Regions from separate parts of the Homo sapiens genome. Here region 1 is linked to region 2. The links are chromatin contacts, found by Hi-C in ENCODE. All regions are on one chromosome and are shown on one strand. Each heading gives the region's core, a stretch centred on a gene start or an enhancer-like site at or near the end of the contact. The rest is flanking DNA. Distances are from core to core; before and after follow the strand shown. Region 1 holds the start of NEGR1 (neuronal growth regulator 1). Region 2 holds the start of SRSF11 (serine and arginine rich splicing factor 11).

The links. Hi-C counts contacts between places; a loop is a spot of excess contacts on that map. Pooled maps may share reads with other maps.
Region 1: a loop to region 2 is called in a pooled map, with 11 times the contacts of the local background. The contact joins the promoter of NEGR1 here to the promoter of SRSF11 in region 2. A Hi-C loop is called at or near these places in 6 of 50 pooled maps.

What each region holds. Positions count from the first base shown.
Region 1 is chr1:72,281,116-72,283,815 of GRCh38, reverse strand. It overlaps NEGR1 (neuronal growth regulator 1), which reads left to right and starts at 1,277. Exons shown (of 7, transcript NM_173808.3): 1 at 1,277-1,497. The coding sequence starts at 1,322. LOC105378797 (a long non-coding RNA gene) reads right to left here and starts at 882. Exons shown (of 6, transcript XR_947506.3): 1 at 411-882. RefSeq lists silencers at 841-930, 1,031-1,090.
Region 2 is chr1:70,220,023-70,222,722 of GRCh38, reverse strand. SRSF11 (serine and arginine rich splicing factor 11) reads right to left here and starts at 1,343. Exons shown (of 12, transcript NM_001350605.2): 1 at 884-1,343. The coding sequence starts at 1,086. RefSeq lists a silencer at 959-1,008 and an enhancer at 904-1,449.

The sequences.
Region 1 (2,700 bases), core at 28-2,527, 2.1 Mb before region 2:
ACTTGATTGCAGTCTTTTCCCGACTCTACATCCCAGCATGACCCGCCCCGTCCCTCCCAGCGCGCCTGCGTGCCGCGCGTGCACAGGCCCCCGCGCGCACGACACGCTCTCTATCACACACACACTCCATGTTGACCATAAACAATCCCCTACTCACACACACAACTTAGTGTCAACACCCACAGATAAAAGAGGGGCGTCCTGCAATCCATACGGGCCGACCGCCACAAACACGCAAGCTGCTCTGCCGCAAGGCCTTGCACCTCCTCGTGTCCCCGCAAAAAAGCAGCGCCCCGCCACCGTCCCTACCTATTCCCGAGAAAACGCAGAGAGAACTAGTTGGCTGCTCGCTAACTGCAGCGTAGCCACCCAGGCAAGATTAGAAGAAAATAAACAAAAAAACAACTCACAGTCGCCGGCGTCATGATGGCGCCGACCACAACTTGGAGGACTTCAAACTTACGGTGCCTCGAGAGGTAAAACGCACCGGTGAGGGAAGGCAAAGCGCCCCTCAGCTCTCTTCACCCCAGCCCTGACACGGAGACTTTTCTAGCAAAGAATCCCTCTAGCGCTTACGACAGTAAGGAGAGCCTTCATTCTAAGGTGCCTCTCTTTCCCCCTTAGTTTGCATAATTGTGATACAGTTCCTCCTATTTTTTTTTTCGTTGTCTTGCTTTTCTTTTTTTTTTCTTGCTATCTTTTTTCTTTCTTTTTTTATTATTTTTTTAATCCCCCTCCCTTCTCCATCCCCAGTCCCCTGGCGGGGTTGCTAAGGAAACGGCCGCTTGGCAACGCGCGCGAGCCCGGGAGCCGGCGGCCGGCGCAGCGCTCCGCGCTGCTTCTGCTGCTGCTGTTGCTGTTGCTGCTGCTGCTGCTGGGATTGCAGCCGCCGCCGCCGCCGCTCGCCCTGCCTCCTCCCCCGCCGCCGCGCCTCCTCCCTCACTCGCCGGCGCGCTCGCCTCCTCGCTAGATGGTGTGCGAGCCGCCCGAGAATTAGACACACTCCGGACGCGGCCAAAAGCAACCGAGAGGAGGTGTAGTGTGGTGCCAGGGGGAGGGAGGGGAGGGAGGGAGGGAAAGCGAAGAGGAGGAGGGGAGGCAAAAACACCGAAAAACAAAAAGAGAGAAACAACACCCAACAACTGGGGTGGGGGGAAGAAAGAAAGAAAAGAAACCCACCCACCCACCAAAAAAAAAAAAAAAAAAAAAAAAAAAAAAAAATCCTGTGGCGCGCCGCCTGGTTCCCGGGAAGACTCGCCAGCACCAGGGGGTGGGGGAGTGCGAGCTGAAAGCTGCTGGAGAGTGAGCAGCCCTAGCAGGGATGGACATGATGCTGTTGGTGCAGGGTGCTTGTTGCTCGAACCAGTGGCTGGCGGCGGTGCTCCTCAGCCTGTGCTGCCTGCTACCCTCCTGCCTCCCGGCTGGACAGAGTGTGGACTTCCCCTGGGCGGCCGTGGACAACATGATGGTCAGAAAAGGGGACACGGCGGTGCTTAGGTAGGAAGAACGGCGTGCTTTTCGTACTTGTTTCGGTCTATCTTTCTGTCTCTCTTTGAACCCTCTTTGCCTTCTTTATAACACAAGCAATAATGCTGGTGGTGCTCATCATGGAAAGACCACATCCCAAGAATTCCAGGTGCAGATTCTTCCCGGAGCCCCGGCCCGTTTATGCTGGGGCAGGTAGCAAGCTGGACTCGTGATGCTAAAGCACTTTGCCGGAACGCCAAGTAGCCTGGGGATGAGTGAACTGTCAGGTTTAGAAGGAGGGGCAGGTGCCACTTTGAAACTCAATGCACAAGGTCTCTGTTTTACTGTCATGGGGTACTCCTGGAGAGTCTGACAAGTTTATCAGGTTTGTTTCTATTTTACTCCAGCATAAGCGACTCTTTCAAACTGCTGTTCTCTGCTCCCATTTATTTTCCCTCTCACTTGGACACTTAGGCTCGATTTCTTGCTCTTTATCTTTCTTTCCTTTTACCGCTTTCTGTTTTCTTTCTTTTCTCCTTCCTCATTCTCTTATACCATTTTCCCCACCTCCTTGTAACTCTTTTTCCCTCCAATATCTCTTTTCATACCTTTTCTATTTTCTGTTTTTTCCCTCCTTTTTAAAATTTCTTCTCATATTTTCTCATTTTTATCTCCACGACTCTAATTTCTGTTCCTCACATTTAATCCCCTTTCCTCCTCTCTTTTACCCTTTTTTCTTTTTGTCTATTTTTTTTATTCCTCCTTAATGTCCCTATCCTGTGCCCTGTCTTCCCTCTTTTGACTCCCATTTCTCATCCCTCTCCCCATACCGTTTCCCACCCCTGTGGCACACACAGGCATGGTCACTGTTCCCCTCCAGTACCATTTACTCACCCTCATAAATCTTATTTCCATAAACATACTAACTCACATACTCTCACATCCTCACATGCACTGGCACTTCCATGCTGTAAGAACCACTTCCACATTCAGATTGTCTCTCACTGTTTTTAAAAGGCATACTCTCCTTCTCTGTTCCACATTGTCACTCACACATGTGTACACACTGCCTGTCTCACTCGCTGCTCTCACTCTGTCTCTGCTTCTCTCTTTTTCTCTTTCTGTGTCTTTCTATCCCCTTTTTATTCCTACCTTCCTCCCTCCATCAGTCTTCACTTTTACTTATTTTTCTCATTTTCCCTTCTTTCCTCTGAGCTTGAGCTCTGAGGTGGT
Region 2 (2,700 bases), core at 94-2,593:
TATTTACTGATAATGACATTTGAATTGTCACTTCTCCACCAATAAGTCTTCCAAAAAGCACAAGACTATTATTATTATTCCAATTGTCTGTTTTAGTAGTACACTTTATCTTACTTCTTAGCTTCTTTGAACTATTTTTTCTTTACAATTCATCCACTTAATATTCTTGCGATAGAAATAATTTTCAAAATAAAAGTGAGACAAAAAGGATAAAAAGTCATACACTCTAATTCAAATTTCAACATTTATAAAAATCCTTCTCAAGAACAACTGTGAAATATCACAAATCTGTATATTATTCAAACAAAGGAAAATCTCTGGTTTATAACCCGTTTTTTGACATTATACAAATTAAGTAATCAGGCTCACACTAAACTAAGCGTCTGTCAAAAAGAATATGATCTTTGAATTATATTGCTGGGCCAGAACCACATAACAGCAATAACAATAAGTGAACAACCTACAAAGTTTAACACCAAATTAACACAGGCATGAATAATTTTGTTACCTTTCTTCCAAGAACGCAAAGAACAAATACTCAGTTTTTTAAAAAAGGGATTTAACCTATATACGACGTACAGACTGCGGTTAGTCTTGCGTTAAGTCCCCAAAGCCAAACGACCACGTTGGCACAATTTAAGGCGGAAAAAAAAAATTTCCCGAGAATAACAGCCAGTGTTTCCTAATTCCAAAAAGCCCTGGCCCTGCCTCTCTGCATTTTTTTGTAGGCCTGGAACACAACCGTCTTAAGTAAATCCACCAGCCACCAGCCACTCAAGCAGCCTGGCCCGGGGAAGCAGCGACAGGGGCCTAAGGAAATTGTGTGTGTTAGGCCCAGGCTGAGGCGGCGTTAGCAGGAACAGTGATGGTGGACGATACTCACTCCGGCGGGAAGAGGCGCAGTTCGTCGATCTTGCCTAGGAAACCGAAGAGAGTCCGCATCTGCTCAGAGCTAGCGCTCGGGGAGACATTAGTCACCTGGATTACCTCGGTGCCGCCGCCTCCGCCGCCACCACCACCTCCGCCACCGGGCCCGCCGCTGGGGCCCGGACCTGCAGTGCTGGGGACGACGGTAGTGTTGCTCATGGCGCTGCTCGGGTTCTCGCTCCTGCTTTAACACATCAAACACACAACAAACAGTGAGAAGGAGGGGGAAGAGGAACCGGATTGCGGGAGAGAGGAGGGTGTCCGATGCTACAGCCTCTGCTACTGCTGCCGATGCCGCCGCCGCCGCCGCCGTTTCTCCGCCCCGCCGCACGCCGCGGGGGAGGGGATGAGAGCGCGCGAGCTCGAGACCACGAGAAAACAAACGGCCGCCCCACCTCGCCTCCAACCACGACACTAGCGGGCCCGAGCTCCCACAATGCTTTGCGGCGCAGGGCGCGTCAGCGTCGGCTCCACCCCGCGCAGGCCCAGCAGCCGTCGCCTGCAGCCCGAGAAATGAGAGGCACCGGGGTCTAGAGAAAGGTGTTATCCACCTTCGTCTCTCGTTTTATTCTTCTTTTTCTTCTCTCTTTTTTTTTTGGAAGAGCGAAGAGGCACGTATAAACTTTTTTTTTAAAAAAAGCATTCATCCTCCTGCAAAAGTCACTTCAGCAACTCTTCTTATTAAATACTGCTCACGATGTCTTTATATACTGATAATCATCTACAGAGCTATCCGATTACTAATGATATTTAAACCCAAGCTAAGATGCCACCCCACCACCACCAGTATAAAATGTCCCGAAATTTTCAATGTACATGAATTTTGGTAACATTAAATCTGTAACTAATTTGTTTTGTCACTAAAACTTTCAGAAAAGATATATTTTAATATTACACTTATTAATAAGCGTTTTGTACATTCATTCACAATGGATGACTTTTTTTTTTGAGACAGAGTCGCCCTGTCGCCCAGGCTGGAGTGCAGTGGCACCATCTTGGCTCGCTGCAACCTCCACTTCCCCTGTTCAAGCCATTCTCCTACCTAGGCCTCGGGAGTAGCTGGGATTACAGGCGCCTGCCACGACGCCAGGCTAAGTTTTGTATTTTTAGTAGACATGGGGTTTCACCATGTTGGCCAGGCTGGTCTCCAACTCCTGACCTCTGGTGATCCACCCGCCTTGGCCTCCCAAAGTTCTGGGATTACAGGCGCGTGAGCCACTGCACCCAGCCAATTCCACAATAGCTGACTTTGGAAACACAGTTTATAGTACTTAAATATATTCAAGTATATATTTCTAAAGAAAATACTGCAATTTCTCAAGAAAAACTTGTTTCACATACATATTCTTGCTTAAAATAATTTTGAAGCTTTTGACTATTAAAAAAATCCTTGCTTTTGTTTTCAACCTCATCTGAACTATTCTCTCAACTGCATCCAGTGTGTAGTCCAGTGACTTGTAGTGCCCCAAACATGACAAAAACCATAATGTCTCTGTGCCGATACACAAGTTATTAATAACATCACTCATCTTATCTGTCATCTTCTGTAGAGCATTCCTTCCCTCACTGCTATGACTTCTGCAAGCTGTTAGGGCTTCCTCTTTTCTGCTAAGTAACAGAAGATACATGTATTTATTATTGACATGTATCACTCAAAGTTGTGAGCTTCCTGGGTCAGTCCAGAACCTGGCACAATGTCTGTCACACAGTCAGTCCCAATGAATGTGCTGGACACACGCACAAATATACCTTAATGACAATGGCATTTAAGAC